2 separate regions of the Homo sapiens genome follow, and region 1 is linked to region 2. Evidence: chromatin loops called from intact Hi-C (ENCODE). Cell type or tissue: ascending aorta. All regions are shown on one strand. Each heading gives the region's core, and the rest is flanking DNA. Links, peaks and the distances in the headings are about the cores only.

Evidence for each region. A loop is a pair of places that touch in the nucleus more often than their neighbours do. Peaks named below come from ENCODE experiments on the same cell type or tissue, not always from the same donor. Only the 100,000 strongest peaks of a DNase experiment are listed, where the experiment ranks them.
Region 1: it touches region 2 in a loop (1.9-fold over the local background); 9 of 110 quality-filtered maps call a loop at or near these places.

Annotation. Positions count from the first base shown.
Region 1 is chr9:111,957,078-111,962,457 of GRCh38, reverse strand. No RefSeq gene overlaps it. Among named protein-coding and RNA genes, the nearest start is that of MIR4668, 28 kb to the right of the region's middle. In ascending aorta, for the core only: no CTCF peak of the experiment used is centred there; DNase peaks (open chromatin) are centred at 2,637 and 4,107; H3K4me3 peaks cover 514 bases.
Region 2 is chr9:112,047,640-112,053,019 of GRCh38, reverse strand. SUSD1 (sushi domain containing 1) reads left to right here. Exons shown (of 17, transcript NM_022486.5): 15 at 582-621. Among named protein-coding and RNA genes, the nearest start is that of LINC02977, 9.9 kb to the right of the region's middle. In ascending aorta, for the core only: no CTCF peak of the experiment used is centred there; a DNase peak (open chromatin) is centred at 2,229; H3K27ac peaks cover 404 bases.

The sequences.
Region 1 (5,380 bases), core at 63-5,062, 90 kb after region 2:
TGTCTCCCAGGTTCAAGCGATTCTCCTGCCTCAGCCACCCAAGTAGCTGGGATTACAGGCGTCCACCACCACGCCTGGCTAATTTTTGTATATTTAGTACAGAAGGGGTTTTGCCATGTTGGCCAGGCTGGCCTCGAACTCCTGACATCAGGTGATCCAGCCACCTCAGCCTCCCAAAGTGATGGTATGACAGGCATGAGCCACCGTGCCCGGCCTGAAAATAATTTCAAATGAAATATGAAAGGAATGGTTCCCAAGCACGTAAAAGAATCCTTTGCAATTATGAAACAGTACAGGTGCTCTGAGAACAAATCATGTCAGACAAATGTTATTTCCTCCTTTGACATGGTTTCTCCATGGTAGATTTAGAGGAGAGATGGACTCTGTGCATCACCAGATTATAAGAACCTCATGGAGCTTTCCTAAGGCAGAATTATGTGGCTCATCTGTAAATTATCAGTGGTGTGCTGGGGTCGCCTCATGCTGGCTCACAAGAGCTGTTTATGCATATACATCTCTTTCCAACTCTGTGTTCAATGACATCACCTTGGTAGTTTGAAATCTGCCATGGTAGGAAGTAGTTATGCCATGGAAATCAGCAAACATTACAAACAAACTAGGGTTTTTTTTTCTTCTGGGTAGTCAGCTGTTAAAACACTTACCGCCACAACACGGCATCTACGGCAAGTATCTGGTACAGTGCCAAGACACAGCAGGTGCTCAATGAATGTTGGCTGAAGAAATAAATAACTTGACCAAAAAACTAAACAGAGTCTCCCGTAATAAAATTGGGGTCAAGATAGAGACATCTTAGCTGCATGCTAGCGCAATGAAAATTTTAAAAACAAACAAACAAAAAGAAAAGAAAAGAAATAAAGAAAAAAGAATCAATGTCAAGTTGGAGGGAATTTTCTAAGACTGGAAAAAAAAAAAAAAAACTCTGCCCTTGGTCCTGTGAGTCTTGAGTAATCTTTGCCAATGTAAAGTCCTGTTCTTGGATTAAATGAGAACTAAAGTAACAAAGCAAATTATAAAATGCAGGGTGGGGTGGAGGTAGGAGAACATAGCAGCATGAGGTGTGAAAAGTGAATCTCACTATTCCAAACTGGCCAGAAGATGATTAATGCATTGTGCCCAGATCCAGGTGTCACACAGTTGAGCATTCAAAGAAGAGTCACTAGAGTGATGGAAAACCAAAACTTGCCAGATGAGGCTTGACAGAGGAATTATGAGTGTTTTCATTGGAGAAGACTCAAATGAGTGTGAGGTTGACCCCAAATATTTGAATGATTATCACATTGATAGGGCCATCACACTGCCCAACTCCAGGGACACTGTTTACACAGTAGTCTACGTGAAAAGCAGCAGACGCCCACAGCTGAGCAATGTGCAGTCTGTACAACTGAAAGCACTTGTCCTGCATATGGCAAGGTATCACTATTTCAAATAGTAGAAGCCCCTGAGAATTATGTTTCAGCTCAATTTCGGCAAGACCCTCAGAACTGCTGAAGAAGATCCCTCTTGCCTTCGATGGATTCAAAACAGAGGCTGAATGGCCCATGTCTTAGAGGTGGCATAGGAAATTCTGACAACAGAAATTCTGAAGGAGGGTTTTTTGTTTGGTTTGGTTTGGGGTTTGTATTTTTTTTTTTTTGTTTGTTTTTTTTGTTTGCTTGTTTGTTTGTTTTTTTTGAGACAGAGTCTCACTCTGTCGCACAGGCTGGAGTGCAGTGACGCAATCTTGGCTCACTGCAACCTCTGTCTCCCAGGTTCAAGCCATTCTCTTGCCTCAGCCTCCTGAGTAGCTGGGACTACAGACACGTGCCACCATGCCCGGCTAATTGAAGGAAGGTTTTCTTGGATGACTTTTTACATTTTTCTAACTCTGAGATTCACTAGTCCCAGAGATAGAAATTGTCATTTATGGAGCTTCTACTTGTACTAGCTACTGTGTTGGGAGCTTTATGTATCTAATTTAATGTAATATTCAGAACAGCCCTACAATGTGGATATTATATTTACAGATAAGAAATTGAGACTCACATATTAATTCTTTGTCTGTAGTCATTCAATTATTGAGAAATTTAGCCAGGATTTAAAGCTGAGAGTATATGATTCCTTTGTTCTTCCTGGAACACTGGGGATTGGAAGGAAAGCTCGCCACCTGCCAACCCCCCATCCCAGAACTTTTGATTGGCAATGTGACAAGTCTCAACAGTGGTGGTCATGTCTTATAGGCAAGACTTCATACATTGCCTGAGCTGATGACTCAGGCTGAAGACCTCCCCCTCTAGCCTTGGGATACCTAGTGCATGGGATCAGACTCTTGCTTTGCTTCTTGCCTTGGGCTGTCATCACATATTCACAATGCCCTGAAGAAAAGGAAGATGCTCAGGAAAACGTAGCCTCTGACCGAATCCTCCTCTCTAGACTGAAGGTTGCGAGTCAGATGGTTCTTTATCCTTCCTCTCCACCTACTACACTGAAACTCCGGTCTTGACAGTGACTCTGTGGCTCACAATCAGCCCCAGGATTGCTTGCTTGCATGGAGCCAGTGACAGACTGGAGCCAGTCCCTGGGAGCTACCAAGCAGCTGACAAACTGGGAAGCGTGATCTTTGACTCATTCATCCATTACCCAACTAATCAGCACTGCATAGCTTGGGTGTTCACAGTGTGTCACCGCACACCAGAGCCACACCTCTCCATGGCTGGAACAGCTTGCCTTGCTGGCTCCTGAAGCATTTAGAGGATGTTTGTTGACTGGGAAGAACCAGTGCCTTGACTATTACCTAATGAGCTGTATCCACCAGTCATGTAACTCTCCAGTGTGAGAATTTGGTTGTGGGCTGATGTTGTGTCTTGGGCAATTACTTTGGATTTATCTGGAGCCACCCCTGTTGACAGTGGCTAGCACTCACACCTAGGATTAAAGTCTACTTATTATCAGAGGGCAAACACCTGTCCTCACAGTGAACACAACTACAATTACAGTCAGGGATTCATATCTCATTCTCTTTCAGCCTCTCAAGTGCACAATTTATTTTTGGCCTTGCTATTTTTCTGTCTGAATTATTTCCCTGCTATCCAGGCACTCCAGAACCCAACATTATTCTGTTCCATCCCACCACCACCATTATTGTCATGTCTGTAAATACACCATCGAACCATAAAAATTGGCACTACAGACAAGACAATGCACAGAAGGCTTGTCCAACATAAAACAGAAACTGCCATGATGTTTCAACTCAATATCGTATCCTCCCCCACCTTAAATGAAGAGCTGTTGTAATGTGTGGCACAAACAATGGTAAGAAATTGGTAAAAGGCGGTACTTATCTTTATTTTTCTAGAAGATTCTAACATTGTCTTGGAATTCACCAACCTCAAAACTTTGTAAAGACATCATAATGAAATGCTGAAAGTGACTGAAAAAGGGCTGTACTACACACTAGTTAAAAAAAACCCACAGTGAGGCCGGGAGCAGTGGCTTACGTCTGTAATCCCAGCACTTTGGGAGGCTGAGGCGGGCGGATCACCTGAGGTAAGGAGTTGGAGACCAGCCTGGCCAACATGGTGAAACCCCGTTTCTACTAAAAATACAAAAATTAGCCTGGCATGATGGCAGGAGCCTGTAATCCCAGTTACTTAGAAGGCTGAGGTGGGAGAATCACTTGAACCCAGGAAGCAGAGGTTACAGTGAGCCAAGATTGTGACACTGCACTCCAGCCTGAGCGACAAGAGTGACATTCTGTCTCAAAAAGCAAAAAAAAAAAACAAAAAACCCACAGTGGGTTCTGATCTCCAACTCCTGCTCCTCTTCAGATGATGCCAGTGATTACCCTAAACCAGTGGGGCAGGTTGGGTCTAATTGTTTGTGGGCAGCCCATGTCTCCTGGTCTCACACAGGATGCCCTGCACTGGGATGTCTGCCTGTTTCTATAGGATCTTATTACTCAGCATCATCTTTCTGCACAAGCTGAAGCTGCAGTGTTTGGATGCTGAGTCTGAGAATAGCTGAGTGAGGCTGAATGCTCTGAATCTCCAACCCGAGGGCTGTGAGCATGTAATCTGCTGGGATTTTTCTCCTCTAGTGACTGTATTCATATATGTGGTGGCCAAGAAAAGGAGGTTTAAAGCCCCTCTGTCTGGAGGAGTTCCTTCCTGCTTGAGATCGGAACTGAAAATGACTCCTCCATGTGCACAATGCTCTGGTATTTCCTGGGCAACAGTGTTACATGCTTCTGCAGCAAGAGTAACTTGAGATACTGCTTTTTAATCACTTCTTGCCCAATATCTCATATTACACAGTCATAATCCTCTCATACTCATTCATCAGAAAGCAGAACAGTTGGTGAATAGCTTGAGTTCTTCAACTGCAATCTGTAAGGGATATAGTGAGGTGGTATTTGTGTCGTTTTATTGGAGAAATCAGGGGAAGGTTTGACTGGGGAGATATCACCTACCTACATCATTTTCTTTCTTTCTTTCTTTCTTTCTTTTCTTTCTTTCTTTCTTTCTTTCTTCTTTCTTTCTTTCTTTCTTTTTTCTTCCTTTCTTCCTTTCTTTTCTTCTTTCCTTCCTTCCTTCCTTTCTCTCTTTCTTTCTTTCTTTTTCTTCCTTCCTTCCTTTTTTTTTTTTTTGTTAAGACTGAGTCTCACTCTGTTGCTCAGGCTGGAGTGCAGTGGCACAATCTCAGCTCACTGCAACCTCTACCTACCAGGTTCAAGTGATTTTCCTGACTCAGCCTCCCAGGTAGCTGGGATTACAGGCATATGCCACCACATCCAGCTAATTTTTATATTTTTAGTAGAGACAGGGTTTCACCCTGTTGGCCAGGCTGGTCTTGAACTCCTGGCTTTAAGTGATCCACGCACCTCGGCCTCCCAAAATGCTGGATTACAGGCGTGAGCCACCGTGCTCAGTCATTGACTACAGCAGGAGACATCTCATATCGTGGGCTGCAGAGAATTCCAAAGAATGCTACTTCCTCATTAGAGCCATCTTTAATGGATATTCCCTGAAAGAAAAAGATTAAAGTTCAGTTTGCTACATGTACATCTGTAGAATGAATTCCTAGAAGTAGAACTGTTAGGTCAAAAGGCATGTGTATTTATTTATTTATTTTTTATTTATTTTTTTTTTTTTTGAGACAGAGTCTGGCTCTGTCACCCAGGCTGGAGTGCAGTGGCACGATCTCGGCTCACTGCAAGCTCCGCCTCCCGGGTTCACGCCATTCTCCTGCCTCAGCCTCCCAAGTAGCTGGGACTACAGGCGCCCGCCACCACGCCTGGCTAATTTTTGTTTTTTTTTGTATTTTTAGTAGAGACAGGGTTTCACCGTGTTAGCCGGGATGGTCTCGATCTCCTGACCTCGTGATC
Region 2 (5,380 bases), core at 228-5,227:
GACAGGGGGGAAGAGATATTCATTCCACTGAATCTATAGATTTCTTCTACTATGGATGAGCTTTCATATATGTTCCTGTTGCTTTCTTCCCGGTTCATGGACACATTTTGGGTAACTGACGTTGCTAAGTGACATCTAGATAGATGAAGTATTATATACTGGGACTTCTCATAGCTTTGCCTCTAACATGCATCACTACTTCTTGCTGAACCTTCTGAACGTGTGACCTCAGAATCCTTTTCAGCATAATTCTCTAGGCGGTCCATGCCAGTTGCTCAGAGCTGGTCAGGGGAATGGTCCTTTTTGTCACTCCTGTTGTTGGCCTATCATATATGCTTTCCAAGACCTGTTGGAAACCTATAGAAGTGATCTGTAGGGTCACTTCTGTCCATGCAACCCACGCCGGTCCCTTGAACACTTAGTGATATCACAAGATATTAGAGCTAGATTGGACTTTAAAGGTCTAGTTCAGATTAAGAGATTGAAAAAGCTGAAACTCAGAGGGCTTCAGCCTCCAAACTATATTTAAACTGACACTGTGTGCCACCTAGCTAAATGCATTGCTATGTTTTCCTTTATAGGTGAGAAGACACTCCTGTGCAGTTTGGGCTCAGGTGAAAGGTAAAATTATTTTCTGCCTATGAATGCTGTCCTTATTTCTTTTCTGCAGCATCAAGTTCATATTGATGAGATCTGTTTATATAATTGTCACTGGTGACCAGAACCCAATTCATACTACTTTAAGCAAAGAGCTTCATAGCTGAAAAAAAATGGGAGGAGGGTGAGTGGATGGGAGCTTATGGAATTATACAAAGAGCTACCCCACCAAGAAGGCTCCAGGAACTGGGACTGGGGACTCAACACCGTGAGTGGGACTTTCTATTTTTCTCTTGTTTCAGTTCTCTGTTTCTAAGAGTCACTTGGCTTCGTTTTCTTCTACTGTAGGACATGTGAGAGGGAGTGATGGCAAGCTCCCGCAGCTTACCGATTTCACTGGGAAAACATAGCTTTTCAATTCGGGGAAAGATTCTTTCCTGCTAGGTTAAGTGACTGCCCATTGGATGAATCACTGTTACTAGGAGATGGGCTAGGATGATTGGCCTCCCTTGGGTTTTATGTCTCCTCATGGCTGGTTGGAGGCAGAGCAGTGTGAACAATAGGTCCACTAGGTTTGCAATGAAAGGGAGACAAAATCCCTATCAAGAAATGGGGCACAGGAAAAGATGCCGAAAAGCCAATACAAGAGCTACAACAGTCCACTACCATTCGGCTGTGTAGCTTGTGCACATACACATATAATATTAAGAAAAACTGTAATCCCAGCACTTTGGGAGGCCGAGGCAGGTGAATCACCTGAGGTTGGGAGTTCGAGACCAGCCTGACCAACATGGAGAAACCCTGTCTCTACTAAAAATACAAAATTAGCCAGGCATGGTGGCACATGCCTGTAATCTCAGCTACTCGGGAGGCTGAGGCAGGAGAATCACTTGAACCCGGGAGGCAAAGGTTGCGGTGAGCCGAGATCGCGCCATTGTACTCCAGCCTGGGCAACAAAGGCAAAACTCCATCTCAACAACAACAACAACAAAAAAAAAAAAAAAAAAAAAAAAAGAAAAGAAAAACTTCTTCCCTTAACAAAATGGAACTATCCTATGCATGATCCCACATGGAACCCTAGTGGAAGACAACTGAAAGCTGGGTCCGTTACTGCATCCAGCTCCAAGACCAGGAATCCTGGGGATAGCATCTTCCTCTTGGTCAAGTCCAGATGTGTTTCTTGTGCTCTATTTAAGTAATCTATGACTAAATGGCAAATTTAACCAATCTCAAACCATAATACATAATATGAGAGGGAAAACTGAATAGCACAATAAATACGCTCATTTAGAAAGGAGGAAAAGATAAAGCAATGTACAGTGGTCAGGGGGCCCTGTAGCAGTGATCACCTCTTGCTGGGCAGGACAAGCAAGCATCCCCTGCCCTGGCAGCAGAATGGGTCACTTGGGTGGTCAGTTTGGGTCTGCCTGATGGGACCCCTTGTCCATTTCCTCCAAAGCCTTTCCTTAGAGATGCAGTGGGAACATTTCTGCTGAGCGCTGTATAGCTTAAACCTTTGCCTTGGAAGAGTTATCCAGGCGGGGAAATTGCCTTAGGGTTTGAGCAATCACAGGTCTTTGTTTTCCAGGCTCGGGATTTCCCTGGCAGTACAGTACATTTCTTTAAAACCAACAGGCAGCCAGCCAGTGGATTTGATTCCCAGGAATTCCATTAGTTTGTAGCTAATACCAGAAATCTTGTTGAGTTTATGACCTTGGAATCTGGACCTTTTCCGTGTGGTTTGTGGGTCCTAGCAACAGGCTGTCAAGTTCTGCCCTTAGCCCACAGTATCAGTTTAACCCTTTACCTCCTCTCCCCGCCTCAGAGCAGCATAAAACAATCAACTGGCATGGTGAGGAAGTGCCAGCATAAACTTGCTTCCCTAAGGATTCCACTGGATAGCACTTTTTAATGGGGAATTTTTTATCCTGTCAGTAGAGAATACTGTGCAGGAAATATCTGGGAGGGGCCTGGGGAATTAGGCTTCCTCCATTTGTCTGCTTCTCTCCTGATCTTATTTTCATCTTTTTACCTCTGCTCAAACCAACTGCAACAAGGGTAGAGGACTTGGCTTTTCAGCAGGGTGCAAGGCGGGTTACCTGACTGTCAGCCATCTTGGATTGCTGATGACCAGGCAGTGAGGGCCCCTCTTGACAAAGATGGGTGCTGTCCTGTTTCTGTGTGCAGATGGGCCAAGTCCCTTTACTTGTAGGACTTTAATAAAGGCCACACATTCCAACATTCATAAATTTTTTTTTGCCAGTCCATCCCCTGAAGCTCTAGGATTGGGCATGGCGTTCTCACGAGGAAAAGAGATGCTTTTATCAGAATAATTAAGATGACAAAGCTTCCAGACACAAAAATAATAGCTTCCAGAATCCACTCTACTCAGCAGCTGTTTGCTATGATTGGAAGACATTCAAACTGGGTAGAAGAAATCGCCAAAGAGCTGGCTGCAGTCATTCTGCTATGATTAAATTAACAGGGAGGATTTTGCTTTGAAAATATCTAAGTGGCTTTGGCAGTGCTCTGGTTTCCCCTCAGCTTGAGAACCAATATTGAAGGAGAGTTTGAGCCTTTGAAATTAAACCACTGGAAATCTCTGGAAGATAATAGGAAAAACACTGTTCTGTGGAAATTCTGAAGGCAATTCTAGCAATACTTTTTTATGTATAACATTTACCTGTGTTGTGCACCCATCTTGGGCAGTCTACTTTTTCAAAAAAGTTTGGAGACTGCCATTTCAGAAAGTAATTTGCAGAGAACCGAGATCTAAATTAGTCCTGAAATCGTGCCAGTTCACTCGTGCCAAGGCTCAGCCCCATTCTGGCCTTTGCCCAGTGACAAATTATGCTATTTACCTTTTGCATATTGCCCCTAGAAGAGCTTTGTAAAGATGATCAGGAAACCAGCAGTCGGTTTGATGGAAGATGCAGAGGCCTGGGCTTACTTGCCTGAGTCTTCTGCTACTAATCAGCCAAGTGTCTTTGAAATAGTATTTAACTTGGCCAGTTCTCAGTCGCCCTCTCTCTGGGATCTCTGAGATGCTTTCCAGCCACAGAGTATTATGAGTCTGTGATTTCTTGAGTCACAAAGCAAGGTCATTTGATATATGTGAGATGATAATAAGCTGTAATCGGGGAACATTCTCCAGTCGTAAGCATGAAACCTCTGAGTTATTCGGGACTACTCCTTTTTCTCTTTCAGCCCACATTTAGCACCTTGGGCACGCCTCTCTGATTTTCATTTCTGTGTTCACTCCCTGAGCATAGGCCTTCCTACCTGTAGCAGGGATGACGGGCAAATCCTCCTTCCTCATCTCCCATCACAAGAGTTCAGAATTTCCCTCGTCATTCCAGCCTACACACCACCACCTGACTTGTTTCTAAACTCAGAACTGATTTTGTTTCCTCTGCTTCTGTGGTCCTCCATTATTTTTCAGTTTGGCTTCCAAGTCCTCTATTTGACACAAACATACCCTTCTAATTACATCTTTTATTCTTCTCCATTCAAACCAATGTTCCAGCTGTTTTCTGGCTATGGCCCATGCTTTCTCCTCTTAATGTCCTTGCTCATATAATTACTTGACGACTTCCATCTGGATTTCCTGATCACCCACCTGTGAATCTCTGCTTATCCCACCTGTTTTTCAAGATTAAAATCAAATGCCCTTTCTTCCCTGAAGCTTTTTAAATTTTCTCAACAGGGCAGGATCTGCCCTTCTTTGGCTATTCTGCTATATTTTAGAGCAATGGGTGTGCACTTGTTTTGTCTGTCTTCTACTACTAGATTTTACACCCTTGAAGGGCATTTGAAGAGGAGGAACAGAGCCTGGCATGCATTAGGTGTTCAATCAGAATGCACTGAATTGGGCTGAATGATTACTGAGGAAGCAGCAGTTAGTTTTATGGGAAATGAAGCATAGGAGGTGCAATACTTATCAAATAAGCCAGAGAAGACTTACATCAGGATATAAACCTAGTGTGTATGTATACATATGTATTTACTGTATATGTACATATATGTGTATATATGTACATATATACATGCACACAATCATTTTAAACCTTTATAGTTGTGATGGGAAGAATTCTAATATGGTTCCCAAATTCCTTGTCTTTGGTATACATCTACCTTCTCTCAGTTATTCATTCAAAGACTGTTCTAGGTATTGCTGTGAAGGGATTTTGGAGATGTACTTAAGCTCCCGAATAGGGAGATTATCCAGATAGGCTTGACCTAATCACAGGAGCCCTTTAAATCTGGATCTAGAGGTCAGAGATAGGGGAAGTTGGAGCTTCAAAGAATGAGATGGATTTGACATAGGGAAATTCTCCTGCAGCTTGAAGATGGAGGGGTCCACATGGCAAGGAGTGCAGCTTAACAGAAGGAGCTGAGCAAGGCCTGGCTGCAGCCAGTAAGAAAATGGGGACCCTAGTCCTATAACTGCAAGTGTCTTAGTCTGTTTTGTGTTGCTATAACAGAATACTGGAGGCTGGGTAACTTATTAAGAAAAGAGGTTTATTTAGCTCATGAGTCTGTAGGCTGGGAAGTTCAAGAGCATAGTACTGCATCTGGCCTGCTTCTGGTGAGGGCTACATGCTCACCAGAACAATGGTAGAGAAGTGGAAAAGCCAGCAGGTATATACAAAGAGATCATGTGATGACACAGGAAGCAAGAAAGAGTCTAGGAAGTTGACTCATTTTTATAACAACTAGCTCCCTGGTAATACAGCCCCTCCAGAGCAAGAACTCACTCACCTCTGAGAGAGGGCATTAATCT